Regions from separate parts of the Homo sapiens genome. Here region 1 is linked to region 2. Evidence: chromatin contacts called from ENCODE Hi-C data. All regions are on one chromosome and are shown on one strand. The core of a region is the stretch at or near the end of the contact, and the rest is flanking DNA. Distances in the headings are between cores, read along the strand shown.

Region 1 (6,543 bases), core at 1,292-3,791, 630 kb before region 2:
TGTAAACATGCCCAAGATCTCTCAGCTAGCTGACTATACCCTCTTTCCACTATATCCTGCAGCCCTTCCAGGAGAAAAGTCCTCTGATAAGTTACAAAGCATATGAATGTGAATACGTTTAATGTCCCAGCCTCCCTTACTCTCCTTAAAACTCAGAAAACAAACTAATGAATATGTAATTGAGAAACTTCAGGTGGCACACTGGGGTTGGTACTAGCTTAGGTAAACAGCCGCTCAGCCTTTTAGACCTATTCCCAACAAAAGCTTTTAATTTTCTAAGGATTTTTCCAGAGCTCTCGCCATACGTTTCCCACAACAGCCAGACCAAAGACCAAAACTGTCTTTCCCTGAGAAATATAGAGCATGTGAATCACTTTCTTCTGTTCCCAGTTCTGTGGCAGGCAAACACTGATTGCTCACTCATCATGTGCTACCTGGGCAAAACAGGAATATTAAGTAGGAAGAAAGGTTTATGTTAGGTAAGAGCGTGACTTAGGGCTCTCCTACTTTTTTACAAAATGGAGACCTGGCATTTGTAGCCTCCCACAATGATGTGCCCTGACATTACTTGGATATAGAAAGGTCAGTCTTAGGTGCGTCAGTGACAGCCCACCCCGCTCTGATCCAGAAATTTCAGATGACTTGCATCAGAGGATAAGCCTCTGGCATGTTAATAATGAAAAAATAGAGACAATCACTGCCCCAGCTCATCTCAAATTAGCATCAGTGCAGCGTTAGTACTTTGGTAGGGAGCTTTGCTGCTAAATTCATTCTCTGTAAAGAGGAGAGGCAGAGACAGGGTTAAGGGGAAAACTCCAAGACTGGAATCGCCAATACAATAAACTGTCGAACTGAGTTTTTTCTCCCGCAACCCTAAGATACTAGTAAGTCCTTCCTCTTAGCCAACCCTTTTCACCAGGGCACCGCAGTTTTCTTAGAAGGAGGGTGCTGGGTTTGTCTCAGGTCTTTCTATTCTCCTGCCCGCTGCCCTAGTACATCTGAAAAGGGAGCAGCGACTAGGAAAAGAGACACGTGGGTATTTTCCCATCCTGTCTAGTCATTCCCTGAATCATCACAAGTTATCGCACTTTTCCCCTTAGCCAGCAGCGTTCGAGACTTTCTCTCAAATAATACGGTCTTGTACTTAAAAGGAAGAGTGGTGGGAGAAGAGAGAGGCGGAGAAGACAAGCAAGAAGGGCGTGGAGTGCCGTTCCCGCCCCGGAGTCGGAGGCGCCGGGAGGCCGGACGCCGCGAAGCTGCTAGCCCAGGAATGTGCCGTCTAACTCGCAGGCCGCGGGCGGAGCGCGGCGGGCGCGCTGTGGTCTGCGGCGGGAGCGGGGCAGAGGACGGCTGGCGCAGGGCAGGCTGCAGCGGCGGGCCGGACGCGACGCCGCGCACCTGAGCGCCGGGGGCGGGGCGTCAGCGGCCACGACCCTTCCCACCGCGCGCCGCGCCCCTCGCGCGCCGCCTCGGCCTTTTCCGCTCGTGCTTCGGCGCCGCTCGGCTCCCTTCCCGCCCCTGGCTCCCTCCCTCCCTCCCTCCCTCCTTCTTCTCCCTCCCTCCTGTCCTGGGATTGCCTGGAGCTCCGCACCGCGAGTTTGCCGCGGCACTTTCCGCGCGGCGGAAGAGCGCGCGCCAGCTTCGGCACACCTGGGAGCCGGATCCCAGCCCTACGCCTCGTCCCCTACAAGCTCCTCCAAGGTAAGGCGCTCGCTCACACCCGGTCCTTTCCACGCTCGGCGGGACAGCTGGGTCCCCGCCTCCTCTGCGAACCGGCTAGGAGCTCCGCGCCTCGCCTTGGGAGTGGGGTTGTAGCTGACGGGGACCTCGGACCGGCGGTGGCTAGAGCGCGGAGCAGGCGATACGACGAGCCGACAGGTGGCGGGTCTAGCCCTAGTATCTCGACCGCCGCCGGCGCGGACCTTGGTGGGGATGGGGCGGGCGGGCCGACTTGGGGGTGGGGTCAGTCCTCTCTCCTCCCTTCTAGGGGCGGCGATCGTCGGGGTCCGTACTGTAGGTGCGTGGGAGAAACTTTGCAGGGTGGGGACCCGGCGGCTGCTGGCCGGTAGTGACTGGTGGGCGCGCTCGAGGACTCCAAGGGGCGCAGCCCGGGGGCAGACCCTTGGGTCGGGCGGGGATCTTACGCTTCCCTTACCCGCCCCCTTTTGTCTTTCACCTCAGCCCCGCCGGCTGCTGTGGGAGCGGCGGCCGTCCCTCTCCTGGAGGTCGTCTCCTGGCATCCTCGGGGCCGCAGGAAGGAAGAGGAGGCAGCGGCCGGAGCCCTGGTGGGCGGCCTGAGGTGAGAGCCCGACCGGCCCCTTTGGGAATATGGCGACCGGTGGCTACCGGACCAGCAGCGGCCTCGGCGGCAGCACCACAGACTTCCTGGAGGAGTGGAAGGCGAAACGCGAGAAGATGCGCGCCAAGCAGAACCCCCCGGGCCCGGCCCCCCCGGGAGGGGGCAGCAGCGACGCCGCTGGGAAGCCCCCCGCGGGGGCTCTGGGCACCCCGGCGGCCGCCGCTGCCAACGAGCTCAACAACAACCTCCCGGGCGGCGCGCCGGCCGCACCTGCCGTCCCCGGTCCCGGGGGCGTGAACTGCGCGGTCGGCTCCGCCATGCTGACGCGGGCGGCCCCCGGCCCGCGGCGGTCGGAGGACGAGCCCCCAGCCGCCTCTGCCTCGGCTGCACCGCCGCCCCAGCGTGACGAGGAGGAGCCGGACGGCGTCCCAGAGAAGGGCAAGAGCTCGGGCCCCAGTGCCAGGAAAGGCAAGGGGCAGATCGAGAAGAGGAAGCTGCGGGAGAAGCGGCGCTCCACCGGCGTGGTCAACATCCCTGCCGCAGAGGTGAGCCGGGCGGGGGCCGCAGCCGGACCGGGCCGGGGCGGGCAGCTGCCTCCCGGTGTCTTCCTCCTGGGAGCTACCCGGGGCGCAGAGTTTACCTCCCCTGGCTCGTACTTGTCCCTTCACCGAGTTAGGCAGGCAGGGGGTGATGGAGTTTTACTCTGAACAAATGCTTCCTGGGAAGTTCCCCAAACTCAGAGTAGGACACGTGCTTTTCAGGCTTCCTGGCCAGGTCTCAGATCCAGGATCCTTTTTTACCGTGGTAGAAAGACAACTTATGGCTCCAGGACTTGCCCACCTGGACTTGGCTGACTTGGCCACCTGGACTTGGCTGTTTATGCTTGATCAGTTAGAAAAATTGATTAATGGTGACGACATTCTCTAGGGTCTCACGTGCCCATGTGAAGTTACCAGTTTATTTCTCCTTTCTTACCAATGTTTAATAACATCTGTAAAGAAAATGTTGCCTTAGCAATATCCAAGACAGCTTTATCTTACAGTGAGCTCAAGATGAGTATATCCAAATGAATACGTGCACTATTTTATATATAAATCAGCTGTTTATAAGTTGTGCTCCTAAACACACAGTGTTTTTCTGAGTGATACTTAGGACAATAGGGATGATTTAGTAACCCACAATTCTGTTCGCTAAGACGATCTCTTTTTGAGTACTGTGTCTGAAAAACATGTGGTAGGGTTTTTGTTTGTTTTGGGTTGTTTGCAGTTTGGAGCATTTTCGAAACGTTACAGGTAGCAGCATCTTCCATTAGAGTGACTGGTAAAACATTTTTACTAAGTGTATAATCACACCTCCCTCTACCAGAAACAAGACAAAACAATCTCAAACAAGTTTTGATTACTTTGATAGTAGCTCATGGATTTGAGGAAGTGGTTCAACTACCTTGTTTCACCTAAAATAGTTGCATCTTTTTCTCATTGACTGTTTAGCTTTCACTTTTTCTTCTCCTGGCTTTCTAATTTTACTCAACTTTAATTGTGGTTTAAGTAGAAGCATTTGCAATAAGTTAGGGTGTATATTAAATATACCTAAATTTTTAGTATTATGATTTCCATACCTGTTAAATCATAGTGTGTCTTTGTAGGACGTATTTATATGAGCGTTTCAGAGATTTTTATCAGCCAGCAAAACTGTCCTCTGCGGTTTGCTACTTGCACAAAAGATCTGTTATTCATTAAATTGCTTTAGAAGGAATTCGTAAGAGTGGTAATCAAATTTCTAGGTGTTTTTTTTTTTTTTTTTTTTAGTTAAAAATATGAAGATTAAGGGGAAATTGAAGACAAGGCTTTGGAAAAGCTACATTCCTCAACTTGATTTTTAAAAGTAGCTGATGATCCAAATAAAAGAATTTGTCATTTTCAATCTTTTCCTCATTGTTCATCTGACAGCGGTCTTATTTTGGGAAATATCTTGGCAGATGTTAAACTTCACTTTTTTTCTGGCTGCATGTGCTAAAATTATTTTTCAAGTACTTTTTTTTTTTTTAAACAAGGGTAATGTTTACTGGGGGAAGTAAGTAGAGTGTATCTTGTGAGATCCTAAGAAACATCTTTTGTTAATACCCCTGCTTTGAGTAAGAGAACATAGTGCTGAGAATGTAGATGACTTCCCACTACAATGGAGTCTAATACTCTGGAATGTTTTTCGTTTGGGTGTTGGCAACTCCTAAATTTAATCTTCCCTGAAAACAAACAAACCAAGGGTACCTTTTTTTTTGTCTGTAGAGTTTGAACCTTTTTATTGAATAGGGAATTGAGGACTGCTTTCTTTTAGTGGTAACTATGTCTCTGTCCGTTTCAAGCTGCAGGACCCAACAAAACAGTAATGCTTCACTACAGTATCTAATTAACAGACATACTTCTTGAGCGCCTCCTCCTCATATTTTCTTATTTTTCAAAACAACTTATGTATTTCAGATTATTTTAATAGTGGTAAAATATATGATGCAAAACTTTAAAGCTGAGCCATTTTCATGTGTTTATATTGTTGCTTTTTTAGAATTGTGCCATTTCTCCTGGTAGTTTCAACATTGAGAATACCAGTTGCTGTGGAGTTTCTTGTGTAATATTTAATTTAGCACCCCTGTTTTAAAAAGTCATACATATTTTGCAAATTTTTCGGGTATGAAAATAAGTAAAAAGATGAAAATGACCAATCTCTTTATATTCAAAAGTAGACTTTATTTTATCTAATGTCGAGTAAGACTCTTATTTTCAGACATGATTCCCAACCAAGTCTGTATTAGTAGATTAACATGTAGTTCATATGTAGAGATCTGGTTTTAATGGTGGATAAACATTAAGTTCCTTCAAGGAAGTACTTATGAAACATCTGTGTGATACATTTATTGTGACTTTCATTACCTCACTTTACTAGTTATAGAGTGTATATATAATACTGTTATAAAGGTATCTGACAGCAGCTAAAGATACCAGAATTGACTAGAAGATAGTTATAGGCAAGGAACCAGGTCAAAAACCGAAACTAGCTATTTGGGAGGTAGGAAACTGGGTGGTTACTGCATGTGATGGCTGAAGTCGATCTATCCAGAGCTTCTTTAATGAGATAAAATTTACTAAGAGTTTTAAGAAAAATATCCTTTTTTCTAAATTTTTACATTTTCTATTTTTTGGTAGTAATTCACCTGAACTGGGTAATTTGGACGTGGCATACTTCTTGCCAGTAATTTTTGTGTGTGTTTATCAGATCAGTCAAATGTGTATTACATACCTGTTAAAGACACTATCCTTAAGCAGTGGAGAAAATAAGAACACGGCAGTGTATATTCTCAAGGAGCAAGGCTATAATCTAGGAAGAAGGATAAGGCATAATTACATGAAAAAATTTAAGTACTGAGTTAACAGTTTAAAAGCCATCTTAATGAAGCATGTAACTATTTATTGGAAATAGTGTGTGTTTAAAAGGGGGAGATGATTGGGCTGGGAGAAGCTATTGAGGATGAGAATCTTGACCTGAGTCTTAAACTTTTCAGTACTTGTATATTTTTACATATGTTCTCACATATGTACATGTATACATAATTGTTTGTATAGTATATTAAGTACCGACATGCAGTGGTTCTTAACTTGAGCAGCACATTGATAGCATGTTAGGATCTTTAAAAAAATGTTTGCTCATGCTAATTCAATTCCGTGCCCTCTTTGTCCCTTCACCCCACCCTGTAATATTGAATGGGTCTGGGATGGATCCCAGGCATTAATATTTTTATAAGTTCCCCATTTGATTCAAATGTGAGTCAGTGATAACAACTGTTGGACTGCAGTCTGGGTATAGAAATGAATAGGACATAAGCCTTGCCCACGAGGTGCTCTCAGGTAATATAAGGAAATGTGAAAAGTAGAGTAGTAAGTATAGCTTAGTGCCTGAGCAGGGTACCTAACCCAGGGAGGAGGAGTGATAGTTGAAGAAAGCTTCCTAGACAGTTACATACTTGTTTCCAGGGGGTTTGTGAAGTTACTGCCATTGAGTAGGGTTGTGTGAATGGGTTAATGGAGATGGGTGCCATAGAAAATGTAATCTTTGAATAGGTAGAGGTGGCACTGAAGTTTTGGTTTAAGTATAAAAGTTAACATATACAGTATTTAAAACTTCTGTTTTAAAATAGTGGTTGGCTAAAGTGGTTTAGCTTTAGTGGTTGGCTAAAGTGCTTTATGTACTGAAGT
Region 2 (6,317 bases), core at 375-2,874:
AAACCCTTAGAGCCCTAGAAATGAGAAGGAAAGGTTTCCTTTTCTTTCTTTCTTTCTTTCTTTCTTTCTTTCTTTCTTTCTTTCTTTCTTTCTTTCTTTCTTTCTTTCTTTCTCTCTATTTTTTTGTCTAAAGAGTGGGGCTGAGGGAATAAGAGAAACTAAACTAATGCTACAGAGTACTGGAGCAGGAGAGAGAAGAGTAGATGGGGTGTGTTGTGTGTGTATGTGTGTGTGTGTGTGTTTGGGGTGCAGAATAGTTAGTTGTTATTGGAAGTGCTGGTGTAAATTAGCATAATCTGTTTCATAGACCAAAAAGAAAAATCATACCCCCCAACACACACACATTTATGGTGGGGTTTACTTTATTCAGGAATATCTTAATATGGTAATATGTAGGTGGTAGGTAAAATCCCTTAGTCTTCTCATTTCACATATTATATTATAAAAACATATAAAAGAGTTTGTTTATAAAATTCATTAGCTAAGGAGTAAGCAAAAGTTTTATCTTCACATATATAAAAGTGGAAATATTTTAGTAATAAGAAAAATAGACTTTGAAATTAGTGGAAAGAGAAACATTTAGAAACTGATTTCTAGTCTTCTACAAAACTATCTACCCCATCTCCACTGTGAATTATTCCTCTGAAATATTCATATTCTCAAAATAAATTTCTTTGCTGAAAGTAAACAATAGATATTATGTGAAATACTATGTGATAAGTGAAATCATTACACTCTTATTCACATCTTGGGCCAGGCTTTCTTCTTTCCTTCCTTCCTTACTCCCTCTTTCCTTTCTCCTTCAGTCTTTTCTTCCCTGTCTCTCTCATTCCTACATTCCCTGTCTTCTTCACTCCCTTTCTTCATTCCTCATTTCTTTAAACATTCTCTGAGTGTAGCACACAGCACTAACAGAAGGTCTGGTACTGTTGCATGGCTGAATAGATTCATCTACTTGTGCACTAAGCTTTATGCTCCAAGTGATGGACTGTTCTCCGGAATGGTAGGGATAAGGAGGGGGCTCATTTTGCTCATGTCCAGTAGAGAAGATGGATACTGAAGCAGAGGCATGTCCTAGGTGCTTTGAGAATACAGAAGAGAGGGAGAAACCAATCTCGCCTAGGAGGAGTTAGGTCAGGAAAAGTGAGGTCAGACTCCTGGGTCAAAGCTCTGATATTTGAAAGAAATGATACTTTTTGGAAGGGTGAGTGGGTTTGCTTTGGTGTTCCCAAGGGGGATAGAGGAGGGTAGTGTACCTGTTACTGTATTTGTTTTATTATTTTTCCCTATTGAATCCAACAACTTTTTTACTTATTTTCTTTACCCAATTCCCATTTCAGAGCCCTAAATTATTTCAGAGAATTTGATGCCATTGGGTTTTGGAAATACTGGTGATAAGGCAGAAATGTACTTATTACCCATTATAATATTATCTTATTTGTAATTCTATAAGGTTCTCCTTCCCCCTCCTCCACTTATGTGTAAATGAACATTATGCTTTGGTTTACAAGCAGACATAGGGACAGACTGCACAGTGGAATGTCTTTGAAAGGCAGAGATGCCACGGGCTGGGATCCTGGGAGGAGAGAGCAGGAAATAGCAGCTATGTAAGTATTTCCTACATAGTTTTCAGGGGCAGAGCAGCTGGGTCTCAAAAACATTATTATGCTTTTGCTACAGGCAACTATTTTCTGGGTAAACATAATCCCACAAACTCTTCAAGGGCATCAACAGACAAGTTCTCCAGCTGCCTTCTCCCCTGATAAAATAGAAGCATAAACTAGTAATGGTAGAAAAGAAGACATTTTTGCAAATGATGCTAACTTAACAAAGGGTCATATTTCAGCACAAGGAAATTCATACCCCATTTCTGATCTAAAGCCTCAAGATGGTCTCACAAAGATTAAGGTGAAATGCAAAATATAGTTATCAGTTTTGTGAGGTTAAAGGAGGTGGCATATGTGAAACTGCTATGTAAACCGTGACGTGCTCTGCAAACCCAAATGATATTACCATCATTTTTAATAAGTAGAAGTCAACCACAATTAGAAAGATAGAAGTAATCATTCTTGTCTTGGACAAGTCACTTAACTTCTCAGAGTCTTTGTTTCTTTATCTGTAAATGGTTTAATGATACCTACCTTACAGAGTTGTCAATATTATAGATAGCATGAAAGTTGCTAAGCACAGATCTTGGCAGATGGTAGGCATTCGATAAATGGTAGTTATTTTTATTATGATTATAAAAGAACATTTCTAACCATTCATCATTTTAGGAAAATCTCACAGAAGTGATTCTTTTAAATTGTACTAACAAAATAAGTACTTCCAATCCAAGCCATCTCACATTCCGTGTGTTCAAAAATATCAGAAAACACCTGTGACTTTATATTTCAAGTTTCAGTCACCATGGGGAATTTTTAAGAATGAAGTTTAAACTTTTAAAGAATAAGAAGTGCATTGGAATGTCTGAAAGAATAAAAGAAGCAGGAGAACAAAAAAGAATAACAGAGAAAACACAACCCTTTTATGGCAACAGCCTAGGACAAGTGGATGATTTTCAGAATGATAATAAGCACTCACCACCCCATGGCTCAGGGCTGCTCTAACTTCATGCACAGTGGGGAACCTTCTAGGCTTTTCAATATCAAATTGTACATGCAAGTTATTTGTAACAGAACATTGAAAAGTCAATGAAGGCAAACCTGGTAGGCAGCTACTGTCAGAAAACATCTGAATCAATAGGACACTCTCAGAATTGTCTTTCCCAAGCAAAACACAAAACTGTATTAACCAAAAGCATGACAGCACTGTGAAATTTCCTCACTGCAATAACTTAAAGCTACATAGACCTAGGGAAGCTGGCTTTAGTGCCTCACCCAACAGGTCAGAAAATAACAACAAAATGTCATTATGGATCATGTTATTGAGCAGCCTTGAGGGAGATGATAACTCTGATCAAAATGCAAAGTCATACACTTAAAATCTTTAATCATGCCTATAATGCAAGAACATTAAAATAAGCTAGCATAAGCTCATAAAAGGATTCTTTTTTAAAAAAATTATCTTTTTCTTCTCCTTCGCTTGTTCTATTACTAAGGCTTCTACAGAATGGTAGATTAAGCAGAAAAAAGTAGCAAGAATGAAAACATAAAAACATTTGTTTTCCACTGCTAAGAGATAAACTTCAAACACTTTAATTTAACCTTCATGATCTCATTACAGCTTCAACTTTAACCAATCATCCCATGTGCTTAACTAAATTCTTTACTAATTAAAATGGAAAACCAGCATGGAAGGAAGTCATGTAAGGCCAAGATGGAATGCCCTTTCCTTTGCAAAGCTTTTCAGGCACTGTTAAGCTATGTCTACCTGCTGGCATCCAAAGAACTTCTAATCTTCATACTATTATATTTTAATTAGTTAAAAATGCCCATCCATTCCAGTATAATATAAATTTTTCCAGGGTGGAGACTGTCCCATTCATTTTTGTGGCCCAGCACCATTCACAACATGTAGGGGAAGTGTGAGGTGACAGAGCAGCAGCCTTGTATCTAGAAGTCCTGTTCTCAAATGCCAACTCTGCCAGTTATTAACTGAGAAAGTCACTTAACCTTTCTGATCCTCTCCTTCCTCATTTGTAAAATGGTGATGATGTCTACTTTTCAGTGTGAGGATTAGAGGATAATGCTGTGTATTATAGGATATATAATATGTGTATATGAGCGTGTCTCTGGCATTGATAAATGCCAGCTAAAAAATTATTGGTTAGCACATAAGGAAAACTGCTGAAAATACTAAAAACTGTATAGATTATTTCCTTCTTATTGACTTAAGGTTCAGACACCAATTCTTGAACAAGAATATTCCATAATACGCTGATTAGAAGTTAAATGGTAGTAGTAGAAAACTTGATGGCTATAAATTTGCATTCTTATTTAGAATCAATGCTCCCTTCCCTATTATTCTATTTAATTTTAGAGAAATGGCAATTTTTAAATACCCTAACTTCACGAATCTTCTGAAGAACAGTCAATGTATCAAAACAGATAATCAAATGAAGACAGGCTAATTCCAGCCTGAGTAGTTAAAATGTGGCATATTTATAACTCATAAATCCTAAATTATCTTAAGCCCATCTATTTTTTTTTGCTGATTGCCTAAACTGAACTAGTTTTCCATGATTAATTTTAGGGCTTATGATATAAAAAGAGAGATGTTCTAAAAATCATGAACTCATTGCATTTCTATATTTGCATCTTATCTTTCCATCAAAGAATTGGCAAAAAGATTTCATTTTGGACAACTCCATTACTCAATAAATCATCAGATAAATGGATAAACAAAATGTGATATATACATACAATGGAATATTATTCAGCCTTAGGAAGAAAATTTTGACACATGCTACAATAAGGATAAACCTTGACAATATACAAAATAACCTAGTTACAAAAGGAAAAATACTGTTTAATTCCACTTATATGACGTAGTTAGAATAGTCAGTTTCATCAAGACTGAAGGTAAAATAGTGATGGCCAGGGGCTGCAGGGAGGGGGAATGGGGAGTTGCTGTTTAATATGTACGGAGTTTCACTTTGGGAAGATGAAAAAATTCTGAGGGTGGCTGATGCTGATGATCAAACAACAGTGTGAATGTACTTAATACCACTGAGCTGTATACTTTCAAATGGTTAAAATGGTAAATTTGATGTTATATATATTTTACCACAATTAAAAAAATGGCTAAAGATACAGCTCTTGAAAATAAAAGCTTTTTGTTACAGGGACGTAGGTTTTGTTTGGGGACGTGGATAACTTTTCTGAAAAAAAGTAAGGGAACAGAGAACTTTTAGTAAAGTTACTGCTATGATAGAGCTGGATAAACAAGTTGTCACTTTGGTTCAACCAGCATTGAGCACCTTCGCTGTGTCAGGTTCTGAGATAGGAGGATGCTCTGCCTACCACACTTGTGGAGCTCACTCTCTTATGCAAAGAGAAATTCATCAGATATTATTTCAGTGTAAGCCCATGAAACAGTTTGCATAATGTCTAGGAGCACAGGTTTTAGCATTACACAGACTTTAGTCTGCATCTGGCTCAAAATATATAAGCTAGTTATTTTGAGCAAGTTGGTTTGCCTTTCAGAATCTGTCTCCTCATTTATGAAATATAGATATGAAAATGCACTTCACAGGAATGAAATGACATGGGAAGCATGCAGCAGGGAGTAAGTGTTCAGTTACCAACATCCACTGTTTCCATAAGCCCTGAGGCAGAGGGATGGGCTATCTGGGGCTGTCTAACAGTAGCCTGGTATAACTGGTTACAAAGGTCTGGCCTGGCCTTACCAAGCCACTTTCATAATTGTTGATGCCAGCCCACAACAAGTACAGCATTTGTTTGATCATTGTGCATGGAGTTATTACTGAAAACATTTTAGTTATATTTATATCCAGAGTTATGATAAAAAAATTGAAAATTGAAAACTTGATTATTTTCTTGTTTTGGGTGGCCAGGTATAAGGAATGTTATAACTAACACAAATAACGATTTCTTTCATATAGAGGTAACTCTTAAAATTTACTTTATGAGTGGATGGTTTTACATTTGAGGTATTGAAAAGAATTAAAATTAAAATATAGGTAAACAATATTATATAATCATGTATTTTACATTTACTTTTACATTTTAGAAAAAATGAAGCAGTTATCTCTAGCTTATTACATCTTGATATGGTTTGGTTGTGTCCCCACCCAAATTTCATCTTGAATTGTAGCTCCCATAATTCCCACCTGTTGTGGGAGAGACCCAATGGGAGGTCATTGAATTATGGGGGCGTCTTTCCCATGCTGTTCTCGTGACAGTGAATAAGTCTCATGAGATCTGATGGTTTTATAAAAAGGAGTTCCTCTGCACGTGCTCCCTTGCCTGCTGCCATGTAAGATGTGCCTTTGACCCCCATTCACCTTCTGGCATGATTGTGAGGCCTCCCCAGCTATGTGGAACTGTGAGTCAATTAAACCTCTTTCCTTTATAAATTACCCAGTCTTGGGTATGTCTTTATTAGCAGTGTGAGAACAGACTAATACATACCTCATTAACAAATCTTCTATCACAAGCTTTGCAAGACCCACTGGGAAAATGTGTATGTATTAAAATAAAGAAACTATAGGCTCCTAAGTATAGTATTGAAGAAAATGTATCACTTCAAGAGCAGTGCAGGGGATGCTGCATTTAAGGCTGAATTCCCACCTATCCCAGTTCCTGTCTCCAAATATCTTCACCCATACTATCTATACATGTATCACTCCAGGA

What was found. Hi-C counts contacts between places; a loop is a spot of excess contacts on that map. Pooled maps may share reads with other maps.
Region 1: a loop to region 2 is called in a map with no recorded cell type, with 5 times the contacts of the local background. The contact joins the promoter of PPP1R12A-AS2 here to the enhancer-like site in region 2. A Hi-C loop is called at or near these places in 7 of 37 single-sample maps with no recorded cell type and 5 of 50 pooled maps.

What each region holds. Positions count from the first base shown.
Region 1 is chr12:79,686,030-79,692,572 of GRCh38, reverse strand. PPP1R12A-AS2 (PPP1R12A antisense RNA 2) reads right to left here and starts at 2,541. Exons shown (of 7, transcript NR_187531.1): 1 at 2,177-2,541. PAWR (pro-apoptotic WT1 regulator) reads left to right here and starts at 1,609. Exons shown (of 7, transcript NM_002583.4): 1 at 1,609-1,701; 2 at 2,182-2,844. The coding sequence starts at 2,329. RefSeq lists silencers at 1,312-1,611, 2,382-2,901.
Region 2 is chr12:79,058,723-79,065,039 of GRCh38, reverse strand. All of the region lies in intron 3 of SYT1 (synaptotagmin 1), which reads right to left. All of the region lies in intron 3 of LOC105369863 (a long non-coding RNA gene), which reads left to right. Among named protein-coding and RNA genes, the nearest start is that of SYT1, 200 kb to the right of the region's middle. Within about 2 kb of position 1,624, at least 2 of the 41 ENCODE cell types and tissues checked have a DNase peak (open chromatin) inside an H3K27ac peak, as active enhancers do.